Linked DNA regions of Mus musculus: region 1 is linked to region 2. The links are chromatin loops, found by intact Hi-C in ENCODE. Cell type or tissue: left cerebral cortex. All regions are shown on one strand. Each heading gives the region's core, and the rest is flanking DNA. Links, peaks and the distances in the headings are about the cores only. Region 1 has its middle 95 kb from the start of Fam181b. Region 2 holds the start of Fam181b (family with sequence similarity 181, member B).

What was found. A loop is a pair of places that touch in the nucleus more often than their neighbours do. Peaks named below come from ENCODE experiments on the same cell type or tissue, not always from the same donor. Only the 100,000 strongest peaks of a DNase experiment are listed, where the experiment ranks them.
Region 1: it touches region 2 in a loop (4-fold over the local background); 6 of 42 quality-filtered maps call a loop at or near these places.

The regions. Positions count from the first base shown.
Region 1 is chr7:92,980,173-92,989,149 of GRCm38, reverse strand. It overlaps the pseudogene Gm31663. Among named protein-coding and RNA genes, the nearest start is that of Fam181b, 95 kb to the left of the region's middle. In left cerebral cortex, for the core only: no CTCF peak of the experiment used is centred there; DNase peaks (open chromatin) are centred at 4,009 and 4,247; H3K4me3 peaks cover 635 bases; H3K27ac peaks cover 1,146 bases.
Region 2 is chr7:93,076,289-93,085,265 of GRCm38, reverse strand. It overlaps Fam181b (family with sequence similarity 181, member B), which reads right to left and starts at 5,387. Exons shown (of 2, transcript NM_021427.2): 1 at 4,281-5,387; 2 at 3,544-4,279. The coding sequence starts at 5,245. The coding sequence ends at 3,991. In left cerebral cortex, for the core only: CTCF peaks have their summits at 5,370 and 8,686; DNase peaks (open chromatin) are centred at 4,722, 4,975 and 5,381; H3K4me3 peaks cover 3,723 bases; H3K27ac peaks cover 1,343 bases.

The DNA.
Region 1 (8,977 bases), core at 601-8,600, 96 kb after region 2:
AAAAAACAAACAAAAAAAAACCCTGGAAAACCTGGATGAAATAGACAATTTCCTAGACAGATACCAGGTACCAAAGTTAAATCAGGATCAGATTAACGATCTAAACAGTTCCACTTCCCATAAAGAAATAGAAGCAGTCATTAATGGTCTCCCAACCAAAAAAAGCACAGGACCAGGTGGGTTTAGTGCAGAGTTCTATCAGACCTTCAAAGAAGACCTAATTCCCTCAAACTATTCCACAAAATAGAATCAAAAGGTACTCTACCCAATTACTCTGATACCTAAACCAAATAAAAACCCAACACCGAAAGAGAATTTTAGACCAATTTCCCTATGAATATCAAGGCAAAAATACTCAATAAAATTCTCACAAACCAAATCCAAGAACATATCAAAACAATCATCCATCATGATGAAGTAGGCTTCATCCCAGGGATACAGGGATGGTTTAATATATGGAAATCCATCAACATAATCCAGTATATAAACAAACTCAAAGACAAAAACCACATGATCATCTCGTTAGATGCAGAGAAAGCATTTGACAAAATCCAACACCCATTCATGATAAAAGTCTTGGAAAGATCAGGAATTCAAGGCACATACGTAAACATAATGAAAGCAATATATAGCAAACCAGTCGCCAACATCAAACTAAATGGAGAGAAACTCGAAGCAATCCCACTAAAATCAGGGACTAGACAAGGCTGCTCACTTTCTCCCTACCTATTCAATATAGTACTTGAAGTCCTAGCCAGAGCAATTCGACAACAAAAGGAGATCAAGGGGATACAAATTGGAAAGGAAGAAGTCAAAATATCACTTTTTGCAGATGATATGATAGTATATATAAGTGACCCTAAAAATTCCACCAGAGAACTCCTAAACCTGATAAACAGCTTCAGTGAAGTAGTTGGATATAAAATTAACTCAAACAAATCAGTGGCCTTTCTCTACACAAAGGATAAACGGGCTGAGAAAGAAATTAGGGAAACAACACTCTTCACAATAGTCACAAATAATATAAAATACCTTTCTGTGACTCTGACTAAGGAAGTGAAAGACCTATAAGATAAGAGTTTCAAGTCTATGAAGAAAGAAATCAAAGAAGATCTCAGAAATGGAAAGATCTCCATGCTCATGGATTGGTAGGATCAATATAGTAAAAATGGCTATCTTGCAGAAAGCAATCTACAGATTCAATGCAATCCCCATCAAAATTCCAACTCAATTCTTCACCGAGTTAGAAAGGGCAAGTTGCAAATCTGGAATAACAAAAAACCTAGGAAAACAAAAACTCTTCTCAAGGATAAAAGAACCTCTGGTGGAATCACCATGCCTGACCTCAAGCTGTACTACAGAGCAATTGTGATAAAACCTGCATGGTACTGGTACAATGACAGACAGATACATCAATGGAATAGAATTGAAGACTCAGAAATGAACCCACACACCTATGGTCACTTGATCTTTGACAAAGGAGTTAAAACGATCCAGTGGAAAACAGACAGCATTTTGTGTGACAACAAGTGGTGCTGGCTCAACTGGCAGTTGTCATGTAGAAGAATTCTAATTGATCCATTCTTATCTCCTTGTACAAAGCTCAAGTCTAAGTGGATCAAAGAACTCCACATAAAACCACAGACACTAAATCTTATAGAGGAGAAAGTGGGGAAAAGCCTCAAAGATATGGCCACAGGGGAAAAATTTCTGAACAGAACAGCAATGGCTTGTGCTGTAAGATCAAGAATCGACAAATAGGACCTCATAAAATTGCAAAGCATCTAAAGACAAAAGACACTATCAATAAGACAAAAAGTCCACCAACAGATTGGGAAAGGATCTTTACCAATCCTAAATCTGATAGGGGACTAATATCCAATATAGACAAAGAACTCAAGAAGATGGACTCCAGAAAATCAAAAAAACCCATTAGAAAAATGGGATCCAGCAATACCTCTCCTGGGCATATACCCAAAAGATGCTCCAACTGATAATAAGAGCACATGCTCCACTATGTTCATAACAGCCTTATTTATAATAACCAGAAGCTGGAAAGAACCCAGATGTCCCTCAACAGAGGGATGGATACAGAAAATGTGGTACATTTACACAATGGAGTACTACTCAGCTATTTAAAACAATGAATTTATAAAATTCTTAGGCAAATGGATGGATCTGGAGGATATTATCCTGAGTGAGATAACCCAATCACAAAAGAACTCACATGATATGCACTCACTGACAAGTAGATACTAGCTCAGAAATTTAGAATGCCCAAGATACAATTTGTAAAACAAATGAAATTCAAGAAGAAGGAAGACCAAAGCATAGATACTTCATTCCTCCTTAGAATGGGGAACAAAATACTCATGGAAGGAGTTATAGAGACAACGTTTGGAGCTGACACAGAAGGACGGACCATCCAGAGATTGCCCCACCAGGGGATCCATTCCATAAACAGCCACCAAACCCAGACACTATTGCATATGCCAGTAAGATTTTGCTGACGGAACCCTGATATAGCTGTCTCTTGTGGGGCTATGCCAGTGCCTGGCAAATACAGAAGTGGATGTTCACAGTCATCAATTGGATGGAACACAGGGCTCCCAATGGAGGAGCTAGAGAAAGTACCCAAGGAGCTGGAGGGGTCTGCAACCCTATAGGAGGAACAACAATATGAACCATCCAGTACCCCTAGAGCTCATGTCTCTAGCTGCATATGTAGCAGAAGATGGCGTAGTCGGCCAACCTTGGTAGGAGAGGCCTTGGTCTTGAGAAGATTATATGCCCCAGTACAGGGGAATGCCAGGGCCAGAAAGCGGGAGTGGATGGGTTGGGAAGCAGGGTGGGGGGAAGGTATAGGGGACTTTTGGGATAACATTTGGAATGTCAATAAAGAAAATATCTAATTTTTAAAAAGTACAGAAATAGGGGTTGGAGAAATGAGTCAGCAGTTAAGAACATTGACTGCTCTTCCAAAGGACCCAGATTCAATTCCCAGTATCCACAGGACAACTCACAAATGTCTGTAACTCAACTTCCAGTGGATCCAACACCCTCACACAAATACACACGTAGGATAAAGACCAATGCACATTAAATTTTGTAAAAAGTACAAAAATAGTGTAGAAGCCAGGTGGATTGGGACAAGCCTCAGCTCTGAGGAGGATAAACCAGAGAATTACAAGTTCCAGGCTAGCCTGGGCTACAAAAGCTACTTCGTTGCCAAATAAAAGAGGTTTAGAAAGTAGAACATCCAAGCAATGTTAGACTGATCAGATGTGCACCCCATTGTGTCCTGCCCTTTCTGCCAACGTATTGGCAAGAAAGTAAGGATAATGGTTTGCTTGAAAGCCTTAGGTGCCTGTGCCTAGGAGGATAAGAGTTTGAATAAAAGAAAAGGGACTTAAGGAAAAGACACAATTCTTTAAAAGGAAGAAGATATTCTTAAAAAATAAAAAGGCCAATCTTCTCTGCAGAGTACCTTCCCTCCATCCCCCCGCCCCCGCCCCCATTAGAAGAAGGATTAAACTGATACATTGAGCTTTTAGACCAGATTCTCTTTCTCTAGGGCTCCAGCATCCCTCTCACACTGCTTCCGATAATCACATTAGTTTTGTCAGTAAAAGCTCTCTTTTCATAGAATGCATCTAAACCGCTTAAACCACCCAGAGAGGGTGCATACATTATCAAACGCCAAGACAAACGGAAGAGATTTTCCCTTTTATGTCTTACTATTTCACCGTGTGTATTTGCATGCCCAGAAGACTAAGCTAGAAACATGAAAGTATTTAACTTGCTATCAGCTAAAAGAAAGACTACAAAATTTAAGGAACTGCAGCCTTCTTTAAAAGCGCTTTCTAAGCTAAAAAGAAGTGCTGTGATTTTTAATGTGGCCTGAACTGTCAAATGACAGAGGTTTTCTATTTCTCTTTTCTCTTCCTCCCTGTGTTCTGCCGGCCAAGTCCATGATTATTTCTGCATGACTGTTGCAGCTTCTGTTAACAGTAAACAAAAGCAAATAGAGACAATGTGAAAGACAAATTAGAGAGAACGATAGCTGAATTGACGTGGAAAACGGCATTTAGTCACTGCCCGAGGATACTCTAGAGATGTACATAGTACAGACTGGAATTGGAAATAACCCTTTCTCTCACAACCCAACTGTTATCTCACTGCCCTAAGCCTGAGTTACAGACTCAGAAAAGGTCTGCTGATTGTCAGCCCTTTACAGAGGAGGAAGTGCATCAGAGGGAGGAGGAGTTCTGGCTAAATGGAACCATCCAAGTGAAAGAGCAGTCCCCAGCTGGGTAGTGTTCCAGGGATTAGTGGGCTGTGAGGACAGATAGGGTCAAGAAAGGAGAAAAAGAATGAGCAGAGAGGGCTGAAGCCGAGCTCAGGAGCGAGGCGCAGTAAGAAACGATCGGTGAAAATTAAATGTTTAGCTAACTGTGGGAAGAGAAGAAACTGGCAATGGGCGGCTCGCAAGCCAAAGGCAAGACAAGTGGGTTTTGTATAGGGTGGTCAGTTCTAGACCACCCTAAGCTACAAAGTGAGCTTTTTCTATCTCAAAATAATAATAATAATAACTACGTATTATCAACGTCCAGCTTAATTCAGTGCATGTTAGTTTCCAGCCTGTTACATGCACGATGTTCACTTTATACATAAAGGAAAATAACTGAGAATAAGTGGACTTATTTTGTTTTAATTAAAGCATTTTAAGCAAGGTGTCGTTTTAGTAGTTCAGTGGGACAGTTGAAAGAGCTTTTGGAACTTGGCTCTCATGTAACCAATTATATTTTCATTTCCAGCGCTCATTCTAACTGTGGAGTCAAAAAGACCCTCAGAGCATAACTGTCCTTTGCTTTTAAAAACTCTTATTCTTAACAGGAGAATAGTTAAAAGAAAACATACAATAAATTATGTGGACAGCAAAAGAATCTTTAAAATTATAACGATAACTTAAGTTTACAAAGGGTGGGCCATGCATCTGTAGAACCTAAAATCATTGTCTTTATATTTCTCAGGACCATAAATTTGGATCTTAGGGTAAGGATTTGCAACTATTGATATCTGTCTGAGGCATATGGGACAAAAATGAGGCAACTCAAGGAGGTAGTTGTCATCCAGGATGCTAAGGAATAAGTGGCAGCTTGGGGCCATGCCCTCCCATTAACGTCTACAAAATACCCTTTCCCAACCTGCTGCTCAGCATACAGATCACCCTTCATAGATATAGCATTTACGATGTTTAGCACCTCACTGAATAACGATAGCACTGTTATAAAATGGTCATTTATCAAGTTTCTTCTATGTGTTACATACATTAGGCATAATACATATATCACAAAATTGGATAAGCCACATATATCAAGTATAGCCCCAGGATTCAGTATACAGCAATTATTCTATTAACAGCAACCATTGGTCTTATGCAATAATTGGTGCTTTTCATCCTCAATTCTCAGAAGTGGAAGCTATGGCTAAGAAAGGATATTTAAAACATCCAAGGTAACATAGTCAGAGGATGCCAGCCCAGAATCGCTAGCTCCACGGAGCCCCTACATCATCAGTATATCTTCCTCTGGCAAAAGCCAAAAAGTAGTTTGTAAATGAGGATAGGATATTGTCCTGTTACCTTGATAGGCCAAGAAGGCAAAAGCTTTAAAAAGTTGGTCAGGTATGGGTATCATCATGGTCAGGTATGGGTAGATCATCATGGTCAGGTTCACCCAGGTCTCTAGGATCCAGTCATTCAGGTGTTGAACATCCTCAGAGTTTAGGGAAGTACACAGGTGAAAGACTCTGGTAAGCCATGGTAGACCACTGCCTGTAGACAAAGTGACATTGCTGGTAGCTGAAAAATGCTAGTCAACAGAAGCCTCCACGGATCTCTTCTTTTTCACTTTGCATTACAGAAAATACAACTTTCTGTGCCACTTCACCAAGAATTTTTGCACCATTCAACAAAATGCTTTAATGACATTTGATAATTCCATGACAGACAAGTGGAACCTCATTGTGGGACTTACCAAAATTAATATTCTTTATTATGTCTCATTTTAATTTAAAATATTTAATATTTATTTAATTTGAAATAAATAAGAACACTATAGAACAATGTGAATGAATAAGCAACCAATTAAAACAAACAGATACAGCTAACATAGAACACTGAACAAAGATGCTAGGCAAAAATTACCCATATACGTATATTTCTGAAAGCCTGGAAATGTTCTCTATTGATCTGGATAATAATTACATCAAGCAACTCATCAGTCCATGCATTTTGATTTCTCTTATTTTCAATATTGATATTATGTCTTAATAGAATATGTGCTTACAAAAGTGAGGGCAGAGCTGGAAAGATAGCTCAACAATTAAGAGCAGTGGCTATTCTTCCAGAGGACACAGGTTCAATTCGCAGTATCTACATGGAACCTCACAACAATCTATAACTTCAGTTCCAGAGGATCAGATACCCTCTTCTTACCTCTGTGGACATCAGGCACACACAAGATACAGAAGTATGCATACAGGCAGAATATCCATATTCATAAAAGACTTTTAATTAAGTGAAAGTATTGAACAAATGAAATTCAATTAAAAATGTAAAATCATTCTTTTAGGTAAAACTTACCTGTATTCGAAAGTCAGTTAGTGGTACCCCAAGACCAGTGGATGTTCTCTGAACATTTTACACTGCTTTTCCTAAAATCTTCAGTTACAGTCTTCATAAACACACCACAGGAAATCAATTCTGGATCAAATCAAATCAGAAAAACTGCTGGATATGAGCAGAAGCTGCCAGAAGGGAAAGGAAGAAGCTATAACTCACCTAAGTTTTAGTACAACAAGCTCAAGCCAGGCAAAATAAAACAAAATAAAATCCTAGCATAGAAAGGGGTGTGGTGTGAGGTTCTATCATTAACTCTGTTGTTTTTAGTGGTGTGGTTTATAATTTTATTTTAAATCTTTAAGCCACCTTCACAAAGGCAAAGGAGAGCCAGGGTGAATAGGTTCCATGAGGATCTGGTCCTGCCAGGAATGCTGAACGTGTTACTGTTCTTAGAAGAGAAGTGAAGAGGTCTGGGCAGCGTGTTCCAGGCAGGTAGCCAAGGTCCCTTGAGCAAGGGCAGGGACAGTAGTGGCAGAGGCAGAGGAGGTAGCAGTGTGAGCCTGGCCAGCCAGATGGGTCCAAGTTCCAGTGACAAATGCTTCAGGAAAGAGAACTCATCCCCCAAGTATTACAGCTCAGTAAAGAGCCACCCTCATATGATCTGCAATGAAATAATTTCTGTGCTTAATTCCATGTGGACAGGCACTTTATACACACTGAGGAGTGGGATGGGATTTGGGGGTAGGTGTATCCTATTGGCTCAGTTTGAGATGTTAGTGATGTCCTATTTGCATGGAAGGGCCCCAGGTGATGCTGTACATGACTGACAGCCCACAGTCCCCTCAGTGGAGTGTCACAGTTTTGGGTCACAGAGCAAGTAAAGAAACAGGTAGAGAAGCTCACCTCCTGCCCATCTCAAGTCTCTGAGTTTCCCAGTGTCTGAGCTCACTCAGCCTTAAGAGTTCTTCTGTCTAGTGGCAGGGCCCACTTGGCCTACAGTACATTTAGAAAAACAGTCAGCCTATGGCTGAGTGAGATGCGGTGCGGAAATTTCTCACAAGCCCCAAGGAGAATTGTCAAGCCATAGTTCTTTGTCTGCTTGCGTACATGGCAGTAGTCTGTCACCATACATTCTGTGTCCTCTAGAATACACAATGCTGGCCTAGGGACACAAATGTCCCTCCAGGTAGCCCTTCCCAAGCCTACAACTTGTAAGCACAAGTCTTGTTTTGAGAGTGGATGTCAATGGGTTTATGAGGTTTGAAGGATAACCTTGTTTCTGAAATAAAGTTAACGTGATAAAAGAATTGTCACTGCGGTGTATCTGAGACACTTTTTAAAATTGCCGATAATCCTGCATGTCTCTGATCCTGAAAACTTAACTCCCCTCCTTGCCTGGTGGTCACCAATTCTACATGACAGTGCCTGTTTTTCTTCACCACTTACACACACACACAGACACACACACACACAGACACACACACACACACACACCCCTAAAAAGAAGAAGGAACTAAAACAGTTGCTGACCTCCAAGATCTGTTGACACAGAGGGAGAATGGAGGAAGTGGCCTGACAGGACTTTGGAGCTCTAGGCTAACTGTCAGACAAACGCAGCAGAGAGGAGGTGTGAGCTGGCAGCATAGCTAAGGAAAGTTGAGGCCCTAGGTCAGAGCTCCTGAACTACAGAAGCCACAGGGATCCAGAGAGTGAAGAATACACGGGACAACTGATAGGCCTGTGCCCTCCCCTCTTCCATCTGCTTTACCCCAGAGTTTCAGGACCTGGTCGTCTCAAGCATTCAGACAACTGTGGAGTCTCCTAGGCCAGTAGCCTTAGACTGGAGGATGGGAGCGTCTACAACAACTGCTGCCAAAATTCAAGAGCCCCAGTACCCAAGGTCTGAAGGGGACTGTGACCCATGAAGCTAAGGGTCCCAAAATCCAAAGCCAGCCAAGTTCTGTCACAATAGCAGTTGCTACTTGTTCTGCCTGGCTATTGGCATAACTCGCTGCTCTCAGACACTGAAGGAAAATATAGTCTTCCATAAACCAGCCTTCTTATCCCACCCACGACTACCATCCAGATGAGCAAAAGAACCCCCGGTGACTGGTAACAGTTGCACATACCTGTAATTCCAGCACGTAGGAGACTAACAAAGAAGAATCATGAGTTTATGGCTAGAATGAGCTATGTAATCCCATTCTTGTCTCAAAAGCAATAAAAAGGAGGAAAAAGAAAGAACAAAAGAATGAACAGATGAACAGATGGAAGGAAGAGAGAGAGAGAGAGAGAGAGAGAGAGAGAGAGAGAGAGAGAGAGAGGGAGAAAGAGAGGTGTACAGTGCTGGGG
Region 2 (8,977 bases), core at 688-8,687:
GTGGGAGCAGTTCTTGGGGAGTGATGGGCAGAGTATCCTCTGGATTTAGGGATTTCTCTGGTATGCGCAACTTGCACTCTTAAACCTGCGCATCTCCAGAAAACCAGAATGTTGATCACTCTAGATTCAAAATAGTAACCGTTGAAATCACCAGTGAGGTAGTGGCAAATGGTGTAGGCTCTTCCCCAAGAAACTTGACTGAAGAGAAGATGATAGATTGGCACTTAGAGGGAAATGGTTGAAAGTTGAGATTTTCACTCAACTATCCCCGCTCCATGTAATTTTCTAACTTATGCTAAAGACTTATTTCCAGAATGTGAGAGGGGAAATGAGGTAATAGTACGGCTAGTGATACAAATAATACAAATAATAAATAATACAAATAATAAATGGAACAGTTTTCTCCTGGAGCAGGGGCAGGCAAGATCCTGGACCACAAGGGTAGGATGAAGTCTGAATAATTGCAGAGAGAAACTGAAAACGTCATGGAAGGGGGAAATAGAACAAAGGGTATCTATCTTCTCGGGACCCAATAGTGTGATGATGGGTATGTGGCAGCTTGAATGAAGATGGACAAGAGTTGGGACATTGTGAAATCGCTGGAATGCACTTGAAACTCATTCCTAGAATGATGAATGACCAATCGAAGAGACAATAAAGAATATCTGCACATAGTATCCCAAGCTTGTCCAGCCATATATTTACAACTACATTGTACTCTTGGTCTTAAGAAATAGTTATTATTGCACTTTAAAATAATTCTTTATGAATATTTCTGTGGCTATGAAAGAGATGAAATGGATACTTGAAATGACAAAAAGGACCATGTCCAATTCTGGCAGGAATACTATGAGTATCACTTACTGTACTACAGTGAATGACATAGTCAGATGCAGATAAACTCAGATCGGAGGGGAACACGGGAAAAAGAGGAGTAAGAAATGGGGAAATGGGGGGTGGGTATGCTATGCCACCATCCAGTACACAGAAGCCTGCATAACAAGATGGTTTAACATAATTTGAAGCGTAGACTACCAAATACTGTTCCCTTCTGGTTGGTGGGCTATTATAAACATGACAAATTCTTACAATAATCCTCTATGACAGATTGTTCTCCAGTTTCCCAATGGGAAAACCACAATTCAATACAGTAACTGGACCATGGATGGTAAATAAACAATAATACGGTATAGCTAAGCTAACTGGGTATTTTTTTCATTATTTAACAATAATAATAAGGAAAAATAACAACACCTAAATTCAGACCTCTATCAAAATTAAATATGATATATGTACTATAAGACAATAAATAAATAAAGTTCAAGTGAAAATGCTGGACACCCCACAGGCACTGAGTTTGTATTTGTCTAACGTAATTTTCAGCTAGTGGTAATTTCATCTCTTAGAGCACATGTGACAATTACAATAGACTTTATTATCACAACCAGCAGAGTACCATTGGCATCTAATAGACAAGTCCAGGCATGCTGCTGAACCTTCAACCATGCCCAGGACAGTCTACAAAGTAAAGAGCTGTGGTACCCAAAATTTCAACAGCACTCAGAGGCAGGAACCTCTGCTCCTGGCATTGTGTAAAGGCTGGGAACCCATGAATGCAAATGTTAGCCAAATCTCACAAATGACAGGCAGGTCTTGATGTCCCAGTACCGTTAGATTTGGACTCCACACTTGCTTTCAGTAAGTTGGGGTTGTTTTGCCTGCCTGAACCTCAGCTTTCAAAGGAGCAACTGGCAACTGCCCCCACCCCCAGGAAGATCAGTAAACGGATGCTTTGCTCAGCGCCTGGCACATAGAAACATGTGTTGGTATTCTTCTCATGAACAGAAGACATAACAAACAAGGCACTGGCCAAAGACATCTTTTTACTAAACTGGGTAAGAAGGAAGGAGAAAATTAAGAAACACCACATTGACAGTAAACCCTATGGGCAGTCACAGTGTTAATGTCTGACTGTGAAATTCTACCCTAGATTATTGTCACAATAAACCAACATAAATTAAGTGGCTGTTGGGTAAGGTGCCATTAGCACAATGAAATTAATCACCTTTTACTACTGTGAAGAAATTCAACTGGCTGCCAGGTTTCTAAAGTTGAAAAATTCTTTTCATAGTTGCTACTCCAGCTTCACTCGAAAGAAAGTGATCTTATAATAATAGCATTTGAAGCTATGCCTGCCATTGCTGCACACGAGTTTCTTTTCTTTTCTTTTTAAATTCTTTCCCAAAATCTACAGCAGTTTTGATTTTCACAGACTATGGCCCTGCCTTTTTCATCCCTTGCAGCCACACTAATTTTTTTTTCTTTCTCCTCGTAAATATTCAGACAGTCTGTTTTGGCTGCCTTACAGAGAAGCAGCAATCAAGTCTACAGACATTCCCAACTCCTTTTCTGAGTTTTGGCCTCGAAGAGCTTTTGCACCTGTGGGTACCCAACAGCCTCCTTTCTTGGCTCCAGCTGCTCACTTCCCACCAGGACTTTTCTCAACTCTGACCCTCAATCATCCTGATGGTGCTGTGAATCTTCTCAGCCACATTCACTACTGGTTAAACTTTTTCTCTGACTTTCATCCTCCAAGACTTCCATCCAGGTTATGAAAAGAATGGAAAATCTCCATTGGAGACATTATACCCTCCACAGATCCCTATCACAGTGAGGTACAGGAGTGAGGAAGATCAGGGATGTAGGGGCTGGGGAGTAAGAGTTTGGGATACAGGGGTGTGGCTGAAAGAAGATGATAAAGTTGTACAGCTATCATAACGCCCCAAACAAAAAAGAAACAAACAAACAAAATGAGAATAACATGTTCTACAGTTTTCACTCCAAAACCATTTATCTGCTTATAAAGAGACATAATACACCTGCAGGTCCAAGCAGTGCAACAGTTTCAAGACATTTTGTGTATTTTACTTCTGAGTCTCCCAAACAGCTACAACAGTGAGAAGTGGAGAAACGCTGTCATCCTGTTATAATAAGAAAACTTAAAATCAAGAGGTTATCATCTGTCTTCTAACTCTCTCTCAAAAAATGGCTGGGAAAGAGGAAAGGGGGAAGACAGAAATGGGACTCTAGACTTGCCAGGTTTTCCTCCTAACTCAGAGATTTGGAAGAAGGCAGAGAGCAGAGATGAGAGGCTAGAGCCATGGAGTAAGCTATTCAAGGGTAACAGCAGAAAGAGATGGGAAAGGCAGAGATTGGTAGGGGAAGGGAAATCTTAAGAAGAGAAGAACAGAGTCACACTCAGAACTGGTTTTAGTGTGTTTAAAGTCTTGGGCTTAATATCCTCCATCGTGGAAAAATAACTGTAATGGCACCTTCAGCTTCCCCACCCCACCCCATCCCCCCAACCCCCACCCCCGCGCGCCAAAAACAAAAACCAAGGAAGGCAAAGGGGGAAAGAAGGGAGGCCTGGGACATGACCTTGCCAGCACCCAAGCCCCGCCCGCAGCGTCCACCTAGCAAAGTTGAGAAATTGGGAAAACACTAAGAAAACACTCAACTCAATGACCACATACCTCTGTTCCATTTCTTTCAATATAGGCTTTAATTCATAATGTAGTCAGGGGAGGACACCAGGGAGCTGTTTGAAGGGGATAATGACATTAAACACACTGACCTTGGCTGAACTGAGATGAGACAGTAAAAGCTGTCTTACTCTTGACCCTTGATCATCCCACCCAAATCCTGTCTCTGGGTTTTTTAATTGGTCTGTCCAAGTAGGAATCTATGACTCACTTAGAAAAGAAAAGAAAATCTGAGGCTGTGATTAAAACAATCCTCACTTCGTCTGTTTTCCTGAAGATCCTTTATTAAATGGATTGAGGGTTTGTTTGTTTGTTTGTTTGTTTGTTTGTTTGTTTTAATCCCATTTCGTCTTTACTTGCGTTCTCCCATCGTTCTCTCCTCTCAGAAGAAACCCAAAGTGGCACGCAGCCCACAGTAGTCATAATGAAAGGAACGAGTTCCTCGCAGTCAGTCTGGATGCCCTCCTTCCTCCCCAGAAGCCCCTTCCCAGACCCCATCTGGTCTCCAGAGGCTGGGGTAAACCGCGCGGCTGTAGCCCGCGCTGTAATCATAGGACACCTGATGGGGCGGCGGCAACGCACAATCTGGGAAGAAGGGGGTGAAAGAAGACAAGGCTGGCGCGTCCTCCCCACCTGGAGAGTCCAAGGCTGTGGGGTACAGGAGGCGCACAGGCTCGTTCAAGGTCACGCCGCCGCGAACGCCAGCCACAGGAGGCTTCTTGGTCTGAGGACAGCTCGGGGGTGTTCCAGGGCTCGGGGTATAGTAGGTTCCCCACCATCGCCGGCTGCTCAAAGGGGCCTGACTCCAGCTCCAGGGGTCCCCGTAGGACCGTGGCTCCGGCGGGGAACGGATCGAGAGGGTCCGCGGCCATCAAGACACCCGAATCGTTGCCACTGCCGAAGTCTGGCGCCAGCAACTCAAAGAACTCAACGGCCTCCGCCCCTTTCTCCAGGTCACCCAGACTCACGCCCTGGCCCGATGGGACGCCGCTGGCGCCGCCGCAGCCCACCCGGGATGGTTCAGTGAAGAAGGACGGGGGCAGGTTTCGGGCACGCAGCGGGACCTTCCTGGTGCCGGGAGCCACTGAGCTCACCGCGGTGCCCGCCCCGTCTCCCACAGCGCTTGCTGCTCCGAGGCCCGGGACTGACACCGCCTCCGCACCGCCAGCCGTCTCTGCACCCCCGGGGATGTGGCGCAGAGAGTCGAAAAGAGCAGCCAGGCTCCGGCTCTGCAGGCTGGCGGCAGCTGCAGCCTGGGTCGCCTCCCTCCGCGGGGCGGCCTTACAGTGCGCTGGGGTCGCGACGGTCGGGGCTCCCGGAGGCCGTTTGGCTGGAGCATCTGCAGCGCTCGGGGACGCGGGTCTCGGAGGTGCAGTCCCCATGAGGCCACTGCAGCGCTTAATCTGCTTCTGCAAGTACTTGCGGTGGTTCACTTTCCGCTTAGACTTGCCTGGCTTGTCCAGCGCCAGCTTGATGTTGCTGGACGCCGAGTCTATGAAGCTGAGCAGGTCGCGGGTGGCCTCGCGCACGTCCCCGCCCTCGGACCCCGATAGCAGCGCTCCCGCGGTCGCCCCGCTCTCATCGTCTTCGAAACAGCAGCCTTTGTCCAGACTTCCGAAGGCGCTCACCAGCCCGTCCGCGGAGCCTCCGAAACCGAAGGGTATGAAGGGGTGCGAGCTGAGCAGCGCAGCCTGCACCGCCATCGCTGCGGCTCCCCGGCCGTCCGCAGCGCGGCCCGTGCGCACCCGGCCCGCTCCAGCCCAGGCGAGGCGCTGTCTGCTCGCTCCGACCCAGGCTCACGGCTCAGCCTCCCGGGGGAGCTCATTAGATCTTGTAAGCCAGAGGCGGAGGGAGGGAGTGCAGGGCGACCGCCCCGGTAGCGGAGAGGAGGGGCTTACGTAGCCAGGCTTTGGTAGTGGGTATAAAGGGGGCGGGAAACTTGGGCTTTTCTTGTTTTCCGAGCTTTCTCAGACCTTAACCCTTTCCTTTCCCTGTGCCCCGGGGCATTTGTTTTGACTGGCCTCAATCGCCAGGGGTGAGGAGAAAGCCTGTGTTCCAACCCCAGCTAGGCTTCTGTAAAACCACACCCTGGCCCTGGACACTGTCCCTAAGCGAGTTCACAAATCTGGGTTTCGATTCCAGTTTTGGAAGCAGTGAGGTCCACCATCTACCAGCTCCTGGAATCGCTCTGTACTGGTCATTGCCCATTTAATGACTTTATGCCATTTAATCCTGTCCAACAGCCTCATGAACTACATGTTTTGTTACCATTCAGCAAAAGAAACTAGACTTCTGAGAAGTTCGGAGAATTGGCCATAGCCACATCTAGTACAGTCAGAAAAGAAAGCCATTCCCAAACTGATTAATCTGTATTCTCTTGGCCCTGTCTCTTTGAATCTTCAAACTCTACTTCTGATCCTAAGATTCTGATCAGTTTTCCCAGGACCCTCAAGTCTGATGTTCTTGCTTCTACTGCTGGATTGGTAGAAGTTACTACTAGCTTAAAGTTAAGTCAAAGCCAGCCCTTGGCCCAAAGGTCAAATAAGAAAAAAGTCAGTCTCCCTGAGCCACTTCTTGATGGGAGAGAGTCCCGGGTGTATAGACAGCTCTGGCCTCTTAGGTTTTCTACTTCTGAAGCCACGTAGATTGCCCCCCACGCAGTGCTGCTGTAGTCGAGTGATCACCTGCACGTTTCCTAGGACACTTTCAACCAGACATTCATTCTTCTTGGGGTGGAGAAAATGAACAACGCGGTCCATCGTGAAAGGTCACTGAGAAAAGACTTGGTCTTGGTTTAGTTTAAGCCTATCCAGTAAACAGCCTGGGACTGAAATCCTTGCTCTGTTGGGTACATGGCTTTGGATAGACCATCTCACCATGCTCTGCTTTGGTTAGCTTTTTTACATCACAACACAAGTGAGGCTGCCCACCTCACTGGGCACATAGAGCATTTGCTATGAAAGAAGAGACCCGTGGAGATGGCTGCACTCCTTGATATGTCTTCTCCATCACAGTATTCATGAGGATTAACTGACGCCACAATAGAAAAGCCTCGTGCACACAACAAAGTTCTCTTAGTTATCATGGTGCAGGTCACTGAAGAGGTACCGACCATGTCTTCTAACAGTCTTCTCTTCAAGACCCATTTTCCTGCAGCTATAACAGAACCACATTGGAGCATGCATTCCTACCAAAGAAGACAGGTTTTATTTAAGTGATGGGAATAGGTACTTAAACACATAAAGCTGAGTCAAAATTGTTTTAACTCACATTGGCTCAATTGTCATGTACCTTTCATTCAGATTCAAAGATGTCCAGTATCATTTAGTCACACAGAGTCCAGTAGAGATGCCAAGAGTTTAATGAGAAATGGCCAGAGGGCAACTGTGCAAGATTTCTACACTTGAAATTCTAACAATCATATTTAAAATAAATAAACTATAAATATTAATCTATAAAAATCCCTTTTCACTTCTAGATAGTTGGGCTTCTAACACATCAAAGTTAATTTCCTGATTAATATTTGCTTTGGAAGTTGGAAGAGTCCTTGGGCCAGTCAGTTCATTTTCTGTATCATGTCCATTCCTAATCTGAGAAATGAGAATAGTTATAACTATTCTCGTGGATTTTGAAAAGGTTATTTATATTGCACAGTAGGCAAATGCTACTGGCAAGAATTATTTTTCTCCTACTACAGCAAAGGCTATCTCACCTTGTCTGATATAAAATAGTGGCCCAATGAACTCCTTGTTCTTGACTTGTGCCCAACCCATTCTATTACAACATAGCAAACTACAATATCAGCATCATTTGTCCTTTGTCCCCAGCCAAGTGCCTATTTTCAATTACAAGAAAGCAGCTGTGCTTATGGGTTAGACAAACTTTGAAAGAACAGTGTAAAAGTGCTGAAATTATAGCCAGAGAAAACTGGAGTCCAATTTTGCCTTTATTATCGGACAATACAAAACTTCTTCTGTGGACTCTGACCTATAAAATAAATATAACATGATAGCTATATGTATAAAAAAATATTTCTTTCTCATGATTCATAAAACTGACCCTTATATGCCTATATATGCCCATCCAGTCATTTATTCATTAGGCAGGAAAATGGATGTGCATATACCAGGGATGCAGAGATGAAAAACTATGGATTATACTTTTGCTAATCGAAAGGCAGACATTACACACAAGTCACTATAATATATGACCTTAGTAAACTAAAGGTGCCAGAGATGGGGGGATCATCAAGCTGCACACTGTGCTACAGATGTGTCAAAGTGGAATGGAGGTGGGGGTTGTCTTGGTCTCTTCCCTGCCACTGGATCCCCTTCCCCTCTACTTGGACTGGCTGGAGGGGCTTCAGTGGGAGAAGATGTGTCTAGTCCTGCTGGGCAAGGAGCTCCAGGGTGGGATGGTACTCAAGAAGGGAGTCTCCCCTTCTCTCAGTAGAAGGGGTGGGAGCAATGGGAGGAGAGATTTGTAAGGGTAGGACTAGGAAGGAAGGAGGGAGGGGCCTGTCATCTGGATGTAAAGTGAATAAAAAATAATAAAAAAATTTTTTAAAGTCAAAAAGGGACCATTAAGGCTGCCCAAAGAAGACAAGGCATTTAAAGACAAGGTAGAATTGGAGCAAAGATTTAAATGATGTACCTGAATATTTCAAGCAAATTTGTACTATCTCTCTGAGAGAACAGCCCAGACAAAGGCATGTGTAAGTGAAAGATGTGATGTTTGTGGAAAATAAGTAGTAACTTTTCCTTGGAATTATTTTACTTCTGAAACTAGAGGGCATTTTTAGGAGTTCACCTACCCAGCTATCTGCACCCAGTCTGAATCGTGGCCTCACTGCTTCATCTGCCCCCTTTTTTGGAAGAATCGTATGTGGGATAAAATTGGTTTTAGTTGAGCCACTGGCTCACTCCTGCCAGGCTCTTCAGCCCCTCCTCCTACCCCTGAGTGAGAACATTCTCTTGAGTGGCTTTGACATCAATACATTTCACTTCCTATAGAGCAAAGGGACTCAGCTCCCGCCTGCAACCAGGGGCTCTGCAGATCTCCAAACTAGAGCTCTTTCCTCCTGGTGATGCCTAATGCTGAGCGAGTGGGATTAGTCTCCTTGGGAACCAAGCCCCCTAGGGGCTCAAGAGCTGAACTCACCCCAAACCGTTTGGGAGAATTGAGATTTCATATTGTTCTTTTACACAAGGATTTCAGGACATTATTCGAACAAAAGCCCACCTGAGAGCTGCCTCCTTTTTGTGGGTAAATATAGCAGCAGGATCAAAAGCTGACTTACTTACTTTGTTTTCTTTCTTTTTAACTTTAATCATATTCCCTGCAGGACAATCTTAGCCCTCAGAGATGACAAGAATGCACATTCATAATGGAAGAAATAATTATGCATCTTTTTTCTCTTCCCAAACCAATTTCCT